2 separate regions of the Homo sapiens genome follow, and region 1 is linked to region 2. A link is a contact called in ENCODE Hi-C data. All regions are on one chromosome and are shown on one strand. The core of a region is the stretch at or near the end of the contact, and the rest is flanking DNA. Distances in the headings are between cores, read along the strand shown.

Region 1 (5,365 bases), core at 2,054-4,553, 180 kb before region 2:
TAGCTCATGCTTGTAATCCCAACACTTTGGGAAGTTGAAGTAGGAGGATTGCTTGAACCCAGGAGTTTGAGACCAGTCTGGGCAGTAATAAGAGACTCTAACTCTAAAAAAATAAAATAAAATTACATGGGCGTGGTGGTGCACACCTGTAGTCCTAGCTACTTGAGAGGCTGAGGTGGGAGGATCCCTTGAGCCCTAGAGTTTGAGGGTGCAATGAGCTAGGATCACGCCACTGTACTCCAGCCTGGGTGACAGAGTGGGACCCTCAGTTAAAAAAAAGTTTTATATAAATTCAATGTCAATATCTTCTCCTGTATGTGTGTTTGTGTGTTTAATAACTGTATGTCGGGTGTGGTGGCTTACACTTGTAATCCTAGCACTTTGGGAGGCCGAGGCAGGTGGATTGCTTCAGTCTAGGAGTTTGAGACCAGCCTGGGTAACATGGTGAAACCCTGACTCTACCAAAAGAATACAAAAATTAGCCAAGTGTGGTAGTGCTTGCCTATGGTCCCAGCTACTTGGGAGGCTGAGGCAGGAGGATAGCTTGAGCCCAGGAGGTGGAGGCTGCAGTGAGCTGAGATCATTTCACTGCACTCCAGCCTTGGTGACAGAGAGAAAGCCTGTCTGAAAAAACTAACAAAACTATATAATATAAAGAATATAGGCCAGTCATGGTGGCTCACGCTTGTAATCCCAGCACTTTGGAAGGCTGAGGTGAGAAGATCGCTTGAGCCTAGGAGTTCCAGACCAGCCTGGGTAACATGTAAGACCTCGTCTCTACTAAAAATAAAAAATTAGCCAGGTGTGGTGGTGTGCACCAATGGTCCCAGGTACTTGGGAGGCTGAAGCTGCAGTGAGCCGTGATCATGCCACTGCATTCCAGCCTGGGCAATAGAATGAGAACTTGTCTCATTTAAAAAAAAAAAAGAAAGAAAAAGAAAGTATTATTAGTAACATTTTCCATCAAGGTCCAAGGTAAATGACCTCAGTACCTTCAATTCACTTCAGTGTGTTATATAAATATTAATATATTTGTGTGTGCTATGAGATGAGAATAATTGGGAAGTATGACATTACAGACTTATTTGTAACTTATTTATATGTCTCAAATAGCCCCGTGACCATCCTTAATAGAACGATTAAATACTCATATGATGAGATGCTATGCAGCCATTAAAAAGAATGAGGCAGCTCTAAATATTGTAAAAGGGAAGAGGCTTCAAAATGTATTAAGTGAGGAAAGGAGGTGGGACACGGTGGCCCATGCCTCTAATCCTAGAACTTTGGGAGCCTGAGGTGGGAGGATTGCTTAAGGCCAGAAGTTTAAGACCAGCCTTGGCAACATAGACCCCATCTCTACAAAAAATTTTTAAAAATTAGCTGAGGGTGGTGGTGCATATCTGTGGTCCCAGCTACTCCCGGGGCTGAGGCAGGAGGGTCGCTTGAGCCACAGAGTTTAAGGCTGCTGTAAGCCATTATTGCACCACTGCACTCAGTCTGGGCAACAAAGCAAGACCTTATCTTGAAAAAAAAAAAAAAAGAAGAAGAAGATGATGCTGGGTGCAGTGGAGGCTGAGGTGGGTGGATCACTTGAGGTCAGGAGTTCCGGACCAGCCTGGCCAATGTGGTGAAACCATGTCTCTACTAAAAATACAAAAAAAAAAAAAAAAAAAAAAAAAATCCAGGTGTGGTGCTGTGCATCTGTAATCCTAGCTACTTGGGAGTCTGAGGCAGGAGAATTGCTTGAACAGGTTGAACAGGGGAGGCAGAGATTGCAGTGAGCCGAGATCACGTCACTGCACTCCAGCCTGGGTGACAGAGTGAGTCTCCGTCAAAAAAAAAAAAAAAAAGGAAAGGAAGAAAGAAGGAAAGAAAAGGGTACTAGTGTATTTATTAGTTTTCTATTGTTGCTGTAGCAAATGTTCTCAAATTTAGGGGCTTAAGACACAAACTTATTACCTTCTGATTTTGGGGTAGGAAGTCTGACACAGGCCTCACCTGCCTGGGATCAAGGCGCCAGCAGGGCTGCACGCCTTTCCAGGGGGCTAAGGAGAGAATCAGTGTTTTTGTCACCTGCATTACGTGGCTTCCTCCATCTTCAGTACCAGCAACTTTGCGTCTCTCTAACCCCAAAGTCACATCTTCTTCTGACTACAGCCTGGGAAGGTTCTCAGCTTTAAGGATTTGTTTGATTACATAGGGCCCACCTGGATAATCTGCCTTCTCAAGGCCTTTAACTTGAATCAGCTGCCCCGTCCCTATTGCCGTATCACATATTTACTGATCCCAGGCATTAGGACACGGACACCTTGGTGAGGAGGCTTTATTCCGGCTACCGTGGTATGCTATTATTTGTATCAAAGTATTTGCTTACTTAGACTGTCTCTGGAAGGGGACATGGGAAGCTGGTAACAGCAGTTGCTTCTGGGGAGGACTGGGTAGCTGGGGGATGTGGAGGCTGACTTCCCACTGTATCTAGCTTTCGTTCATTTGGGTTTTTAATCAGTGTGCATATATTTACTTGAAAAAGTGAAGAATTGGCCAGGCACGGTGGCTCATGCCTGTAATCCCAGCACTTTGGGAGGCTGAGGTGGGTGGATCACTTGAGGCTGGGCGTTTGAGATCAGCCTGGCCAACATGGCAAAGCCCCATCTCTACAAAAAGTTGGCCAGGTGTGGTGGCACATGCCTGTCATCCCAGCTACTCAGGAGGGTGAGGCAGGAGAACTGCTTGAACCCCGGAGGTGGAGGTTGCAGTGAGCCAAGATTGCACAATTGCACTCCAGCCTGGGTGACAGAGGGAGACTCCATCTCAAAAAAAAAAAAAAAAAAAAGTAAAAGTGAAAGTTTACAGCTCTTAAGCTACATGGTGGTGGTTCATTGATGTGGTGTGTTTGCTTTCTTGCTAGTAGTGGAAGTTATCTGAGAGACCGGCAGCGAATCTGTACAGGTCTGCAGCAGCCTCAACTCTTCCTTCCTCAGAAGAAAAAAATAGATTGTCATAAGGCAGGAAAAGAGACCGAGGCAAGTTTTACAGCGGAGTGGAAATTGATGAAAAAGATTTAGAGCAGGAATGAAAGAAAGGAAAGTACACTTGGAAGAGGCTTAAGGGGGCACCTTGGAGGTCAAGTGCTCCGTTTGACCTTGGACCTAGGATTTTACATGCTGCCCTGCTTCCGGCGTCTTGCACCCCTTTCCCTTCATTCTTCCCTTAGGGTGAGCCACCCGCATGCGCAGTGACCTGATTGTGCTTGGGAGGCAAGCATGTTTACCGGAGTTACGTGTGTTTACTGGAGCTGCAGGCATGCTCACCTGAGTCGTTCTTCCCGTTTCCGGTGGAATGACCCCCTAGAAGGTTACCCCCCGCCATTTTGCCTCTGCGTGTGTGTGTGTGTGTGTGTGTGGGGGGGGGGGGGGGGTTGTTTTTTGTTTTTTGTTTTTTTTTGAGTCAGAGTTTCACTGTTAGTTGCCCAGGCTGGAGTGCAATGGTGCAATCTCGGCTCACTGCAACCTCTGCCTCCCAGGTTCAAGTGATTCTCCTGCCTCAGCCTCCTGAGTAGCTGGGACTACAGGCGCACGCCACCATGGCCGGCTCATTTTGGTACTTTTAGTAGAGATGGGGTTTTCACCATGTTGGCCAGGCTGGTCTCTAACTCCTCACCTCGTGATCCGTCTGCCTTGGTCTCCCAAAGTGTTGGGATTACAGGCATGAGCCACTGTGCCCGGCCGCCAGTGAAGTTTTTTTTAAGATGCTTAGTACTGTATTCCAGATACCCGAGAATGTTACAGTAGGTAGCTAGTGGGGCATGAGCAGGGCAGGAGACAGCTCCCCCCACACACCAGAAATGTCAGGCGACCATCACGTGATGGGCCGGAGGTTGTCATCCTGCCTCGCTAAAATGATAATTGGTTGCAGCTGGCACCAGGGAGCGGCCGTTTCCCAGTAGATAGAAACAACTGAAATTGGTAGTCCGCAGTTGCGCTCCAGCCTGGGCAACAAGAGCAAAACTCTGTCTCACACAGAAAAACAACCCCAAAACAACAGCAAAAAAAACCCACGAAAAAAAACCACCGGCTTCCAACCTCTACTGCCAACCACCATGACAGTCACTAGATGGCGCCCTTTCACTCTTTCTGGTACCGCTGGTCACAGGGCTTTCTCCTTGCCTGTGCCGTTCATGTTGAACCCAGCAAGTATGGGTGATAGGCAGGCTTCACTGATTTCTGTACACATGTGAAGGCTGTTTCCTCCTCTGTAAAATGAGGGTTATAATAGTACCAGCTCATTATGAGCTGTACTAAGACTAAACGAGAGTGTACATAAACGTCTCTAAAAAGAGCATACCTAGTAAATAATCATTGACTAATGTTAACTATGGACATTAATGTCTACCTTCCTGGTTAGAAAGTTTTCCCAGGCCTCTCTTCTTCCTATGAAAGGGCAACTCGACCCAACCTTAGGGGACCCTTTCCTAACACTATCTTAATTCTGTCCCAGCCTATCAGTCCTTAGATGCCGCAAACATTTGTTTCAGGTAAGCAACAACTGCATTTTGTCTGTTTAGCTTTGTAGGCAATATTTAAATTCCAGATCTACATTCTGATTTTCCCAAATGGGGCCAACTCCAAAAAAAAAACAAAGTTTGTACCAAATGAAGTTAAGTTACATGATAAATCTATGGCTCTTGTGAACAGATCTCAAAGCAATTGCCTTCAGGTTACGATGGGATTTGTAAACTTTTTTTTTTTTTTTTTGAGACAGAGTTTCACTCTTGTTGCCCAGGCTGAAGTGCAATGGCACTATCTCAACTCACTGCAACCTCTGCCTCGTGGGTTCAGGTGATTCTCCTGTTTCAGCCTCCCGAGTAGCTGGGATTACAGGCGCCTACCACCACACCCAGCTAATGTTTTGTATTTTTAGGAGAGTTGGGGTTTCAACATGTTGGCCAGGTTGGTGTCGAACTCCTGACCTCAAGTGATCCACCTGCCTCGGCCTCCCAAAGTGCTGGGATTACAGGTGTGAGCCACTGCACCCGGCCAGTAAACCCATTTTTGATGGAACGCAGGCTAGCATCACATTAGAAATGCTACCCCACCCTGTCCTATGGGACATTTGTCATTTTGGGGCTTTGGTCCTCATTGATCCTTATTCAAGGATGTATCCTTCCTTCCTTCCTTTCCTTCTTCCCTTCTCCTTCCTTCCTTCCTTCCTCCCTTCACTTTCCTCCCTTCCTCCCTTCACTTGCCCCCTCCCTCCCTCCCTCCCTTCCTCCCTTCCTTCCTTCCATCCTCCCTCCCTCCTCCCTCCCTCCCTCCCTCCCTGCCTTCACTTTCCTCCCTCCTTCCCTCCCTCCCTGAATTCTTGC
Region 2 (5,875 bases), core at 3,005-5,504:
AATGGTACACAAACTTAAGAATATTAATTGAAAAGCTGGTGTAACCAATTTGTATTTCCAGTCTAATTACAATTATTTAAAAATATGCAAAGTTAAAGAAGACCAGATCATAGAATAAATGTTAATAGTGATTGCTTTTGGATGATGAGTTTGTGGGTGATTGTTTTTCTCCTTTTGGCTTTTCTATAGCTTTGGAAAAATTTAACAATGGGCTTGCATTAGTCTTCTAGGGTTGTCCTAACAGAATATCACAGACTGGGTGGTTAAACGACAGACATTTATTTTTTCACAGTTCTGGAGTTTAGAAGTCCAAAATCACAGTGTTGACAGGGCTGGTTTCTTCTGGGGCCTCTCCCTGTGGCTCTCAGGTGGCTGCCTTTTCTTTGTACACACACATTCCTGGTGTCTCTTTCTCTTCTTGCAAAGACATTAGTCCTATTGGATCAGGGGCCCACCCTATGACTTCATGTAACCTTGTTAAAAGGTTAACATTATCTCCTTAAAGGCCTTATCTAACAGTCATATTGTGGGTTAGGGCTTCAACATATAAATTTTGCAGGGACACAATTCAATCCCTAACAGAGCTTTTTTTTTTTTTTTTTTCCTTGAGAGTTTCACTCACGTTGTCCAGGCCGGAGTGCAGTGGTGTGACCTTGGCTCACTGCAACCTATGCCTCCCAGGTTCAAGCAATTCTCCTGCCTCAGCCTTCCGAGTAGCTGGGATTACAGGCCCCCACTACCACACCCAGGTAATTTATGTATCTTTAGTAGAGACAGGGTTTCACCATGTTGGCCAGGCTGGTCTCAAACTCTTGACCTCAAGTGATCCACCCACCTTGTCCTCCCAGAGTGCTGGGATTACAGGCGTGAGCCACTGCACCCAGCCAGAGCTAAATTAACAGATGCGGTGTGAAGTACTGGAAAGAACATAAAAGTTAGAGTCAAAACCGATTTGAATAGCTACTTAAAGGCCATGTGAATTTAGGTAGATCTGCACCTCTGTTAGTTTATTTGTCAACCTGGAATACTAAAATAATTTTGCAGGATGTTTGGGAAAAAAACTTAAGTGATCCAATAAGCATGGAAGTGCCTAGCATGAGTTATACTTAACATTGACTTTCTTAAAAGACGTGGCACCTGTCCTTGGGATTTTTATAATCTCCTTAGAAAGACAAGATTAAAATACATTAATGGATGAAATGCCAAGTATTGTGGAACCTCATGTAGTCATGGTAGGAATGCAGAGGAGGTGGAGGGAGAATTGGAGGAATACTGAGAAAAATTCTAGGGAGTAGGAGGTACTTGTATGTTGAATGTGTTAGACACTGTTCTAAGTCATTTTGGATCCACGTTCATGCAAATATGTATTAAGTGCCTATCATGTGCCAGGCATTATTCAGGGCATTGATGCTACAGAGGAGAGCAGAATAGACAAAAATACCTGCTTTCATGTAGTTCATAGTCCAGTGGAGGGAGACAGGTAATAAACAAGTAAACAAGCAAGTATATGGTAGCGCTAGGGAGAAAAACATAGCAGGAAGCGTGTTCCCTTTAGGTAAGGTGACCAAGGTGCTTAGTGCTCACATGCAAAGATGAAGGCAATATCTTCTTGCTTTCCACTCAGGAAGAGAGTCTTAAAAACAGATCAATTACCAGAAACAGGGGAAACACTATTATATTAACCCAAGGCGATAGAGGGATAAAAGAGAGATGTACAGACTATGCCTGGGGAGTTAGGGATGTCTTCACAGAGAGGTGGTGTTTCAGCTGAGTCTTGGAGTGGATAGCATTTCCCCGGGCAAAGACCTGGAGGGCACCCCAGATGAAGGGAATGTGATTGGATTTGGGGGCTTGGAGGATAATTGGGTGTGTTGGGAGCATAGGGTAAGGAGCGGAGACAGGTTTGAAAGGTAGATGGGCACTTATATGTGAAGAACTTTTCTCTATGATGCTGGGAGAGTTTGGATTTTATTCTATAAGTGAAGGAAGTGACATTTATTTCAAGCAGGGGTTTTTCAAAATATTGCTTGCGTTGGAGGTTGGATGGATGCCGACTTCATTAACTGAGGTCTAGGAAAGAGTGCAAGAGGGTTGAGAGGAGAAGGAGAGATGAAAATGGAAGAGGAGATAGAGTGAAGGAAGGGGAAGTACTGAGTTCAGTCTGGGAAGGTGGAGGGTCCAATGGCAGTTGGATGAGGAGGCTGAGCTGGGGGAAAGTCAGGAGGAAACATCTAGATTTGAGTTGCACATCAAGACTCTAATTCTATCTGCCTTCCTAAGGTAGTTGATTCCACTTGCACCAAAATCTTGATTAGATTAAATCAACATCTTAAAAAATTAAAACAAATGACACGCCTTTCATTCTTCTGTAAATGTGAAGTTTAGTGCTTTTTTTTAAGAAATAAAAAACCGAGAAAGTTGCATAAATACGCATTTGTACTCTGCCTATTTGTGCTGATTATTTCTCAGCTAGGTTTCTGCCTATGGGTTTACAAAGTATCATTTACACAAAAGTACTTTGCCAGTTAAGGAATTACAATAGGAACATTTATTCACAGAAGCAGGTCATCCCTTTCTCCCACTCTCTCCACTCCCACTTTTGAAGCAGCATATGTTTTCTGTACATTTTTCTAGCCTTCAGAAATAACTTTGTAACAAGTTACAAATCCCTAGGGCCTGCGAATTTGAAGACATGTGGTGTATTTAAGTGCTCTCCTTCTTGCTTTATTATTCCTGTGGGTCCTCCTTCCTTCTCCTTCTAAGTCAGCTCTTGGCTCCTTACCTCAAGTGCCTACTGAGGACATTTGGGCTCATCTACTCTTTCTCTCAAGATCCCTGGGTCCAAGAACTGGTCAACCCTCTCCCAACATGATTTTGAGCTAAATTATCTATTGCCTTTTTTTTTCTTCATTCCTTTCCTTCTTGAAAGATGTCTACAGTCTGCCTTGGTCCTTTAGGGGTCAGTATACCCTCTTTCTTTCTCACTCTCTGGCTGGCTATTGTCGTGTGTGTGTGTGCACACACATATGTGATTCAGTGACTTTCTCCAGAGGCGCCTGGCTTGAGTGAGTTGGTTCTGTGCCATTGGGAGGAGGATAGTTTCTTCCCCACAGGGGCAGCGCTGCTCTGACTTAGGGAGTTTAATGTCTTGTCAGATGTTGATGCTTTTACTTCCCTTCCTGTTTCAACTGGAATGAGTCATATTTGAAAATATTTTCATCCTTTTAGTGACTATATTGAATAACACACATTTTTCATTATTATTTACTGCAATTAACCTTAACCTCATTCTTTTCTTCTTTTAAACATTAGCACAGTTATTTCTATTATTATCTAGGTTCCCTCTGTCTCTATACTTAGCTTCATTAAAACGGATTGCAGCTTAGATAGGTTGAGAAACAGTCTTTTTTAATTTCTGGAGACTCAGCTTTCATTAATGCAATAATGAAAACTATGGTGGGAGAGTGTAGATAGTTGGCTAATAGATTGTCCCAACCTATTTTAGATCGGCTTTCTCCTCATTTGTCCTCCCCTAAACCAAGCTACTTATAAATGTTCTCCAATTCTGAGCTCTTTTTTTTTTTTTTTTTTGAGGTGGAGTCTCACCCTGTCACCCAGGCTGGAGTGCAGTGGCATGATCTTGGCTCACTGCAATCTCCACCTCCCAGGTTCAAGCGATTCTCCTGCTTCAGCCTCCCCAGTAGCTGGGATTACAGGCATGTGCCACCATGTCCAGCTAATTTTTTTTTTTTTTAAGTAGAGATGGGGTTTTGCCATGTTGGCCAGGCTGGTCTCGAACTCCTGACCTTAGGTGATCCGCCTGCCTTGGCCTCTCAAAGCGCTGGGATTACAGGTGTGAACTACCACACCCGGCTGCGTTAATTAAACTTCCTTTACTGCCCTGAGCTATTCTTATGACATTTCTTTGAGACAGGACAAGTGACTCAGTCTCTTTGTAATTTATTGAGTTCTTTGATTAAAAGAGACCATTACCAGCTAAAAATTCTACCCTCTGCCCTCGCTTTCACATCCTTCGAATGGATAAAGGGAAGATCTGTACAACACAGCCAGATATCAATACTGCTGCATCGTGTGCCTGGCTTCCTGGTGGTAGCCACCTGCTGCTTAGAAACTGTTTCAAAGGGGAACTGGCGTACTTCCCTTTTAAGCAAGAGTTACAGCGCAAAAGCTGCCTCAGTCATAATTTCTAACGTAGTCATCTCCTCTTTATAAGTGCACTTCCTCAGAGACCTGTGGACATAAACTGAATGTGTTAGGCAGAGACCTTTCAAAATTTAGACTTGTTTTCTGGACAGATGCCAGATTTCCTGGATGGCTGGTTACAATCCCCTTGTCCACCCGCGCAGTGCAGCTAAGATTGTCTGTCTGAATCATCATCCTTTTTTAGTGTGTACTTAAAGTGGAAGTGATGTTTTCCAGACCCTGTGTAGGAATGAGCTCATGTCATGAGGTTTTGCTCTGATGTTGGTTTCTCTCAGTTAGTTTAGTGACATTAGGATCTGAAGGCCGACGAATGGCTTTGATACCATTTTAAGGTGTCTTCCATTTCCAGTACTCCAGGATTATTGGGAAATTACTGGGGAGATGAAGACATTATGTAAGGTGGCAGGTCAACCTACTAGTTATTCACAGCCATTGGAAGATACTATGGGACTGTTAATAGTATGTGCTGAAAAGACTTCTCTCTTGTTGCTTTAAAAAAATGTAGTTTATTTACATGTATATTGACTTCTTTATGGTCCTATCCTAAGTGGATAAATGGCTGAATTCTATTTTTCTGCTAAGATTTTAGGCAGGAGAGTATTTTTCATGAATGTCTTGTAAATCATTAGTAAATGTTCTCTGACAAAGGGTTCCATGGCTAGATAGGTTTGAGAAATGCTGGGGAAGAATATGATGATGTCACCCGTAGGACATTTACATTGCTCTTCCTGATGCTGATATACAAATATATGTCTGTTTAAATTGATTTAATGATCTAATAAAAACTAAATTTCTCCTCTGAGAAATTGATGAAAACAACCAACCGTGAATATCCTAGCAAACTGTTTTCATGTCTGTTTTCAGATAAGCATTCCCTGAAGAATTTTATTTATTCATTTGTTTATTTGTTCATTGAACACATATCTATTTTGTGCCTTCTCTGTGCCAATACTTAGGGAAACGCTGCACCTTAATGAAAAGAAGGCTGTGGCAGACATGGCTGGTCTCAGCCATCCCTTTCCTTTAGTAAAGTTGAGTCCAATGCAGCCCAGAACAAAGGTTATGTTTCCCAGCTTCCCTTGCAGCAAGAACTGCCACATGGCCCGTGGGATGTGACCTTGAGGGCTATGTGCAGAGTTGCTGTGGGGCCTCTATGCACAGGCTTAGGTATGCACAGGTATGCACGTGCTATGTGTTTTGGATGGCAGAACAGCAGGACAGGAAGAGCGGGAACTCTGATACTATGGAGTGTTATAACACTTTGAATATTTATGATTAGACCATATTTAAAATAAATAAACTATTATCAATTTAAGTTACTGTTACTTTGACCTTTTTTAATGATAGCCAAACTAATAACCTAACTGATCCAGAAAGGATTTTCAATGATCAGGCATTGTCATAAGATTCAGTAGGCACATTTAGGAGCTTTTTTTTTTTGAGATGGAGTTTCACTCTTGTTGCCCAGGCTGGAGTGCAATGGCGTGATCTTGGCTCACTGCAACCTCTGCCTCCCGAGTTCAAGCGATTCTCCTGCCTCAGCCTTCCCGAGTAGCTGGGATTACAGGCATGGCCCACCACGCCTGGCTAATTTTGTATTTTTAGTAGAGACAGGGTTTCTCCATTGTTGGTCAGGCTGGTCTCGAACTCC

Evidence for each region. A loop is a pair of places that touch in the nucleus more often than their neighbours do. Pooled maps may share reads with other maps.
Region 1: a map of OCI-LY7 shows a loop between it and region 2 (3-fold over the local background). The contact joins two enhancer-like sites. A Hi-C loop is called at or near these places in 9 of 168 maps with a recorded cell type or tissue (GM12878, IMR-90, K562 and 6 more), 11 of 37 single-sample maps with no recorded cell type and 19 of 50 pooled maps.

The regions. Positions count from the first base shown.
Region 1 is chr21:36,111,714-36,117,078 of GRCh38, reverse strand. The region is part of intron 1 of CBR1-AS1 (CBR1 antisense RNA 1); the gene reads left to right. Among named protein-coding and RNA genes, the nearest start is that of CBR1-AS1, 12 kb to the left of the region's middle. RefSeq lists enhancers at 2,844-2,903, 3,241-3,753, 3,895-3,994, 4,035-4,164. Within about 2 kb of position 3,303, at least 27 of the 41 ENCODE cell types and tissues checked have a DNase peak (open chromatin) inside an H3K27ac peak, as active enhancers do; they include OCI-LY7, PC-3 and PC-9, where a contact is called at or near this core.
Region 2 is chr21:35,930,855-35,936,729 of GRCh38, reverse strand. No RefSeq gene overlaps it. Among named protein-coding and RNA genes, the nearest start is that of LINC01436, 72 kb to the left of the region's middle. Within about 2 kb of position 4,254, at least 24 of the 41 ENCODE cell types and tissues checked have a DNase peak (open chromatin) inside an H3K27ac peak, as active enhancers do; they include OCI-LY7, PC-3 and PC-9, where a contact is called at or near this core.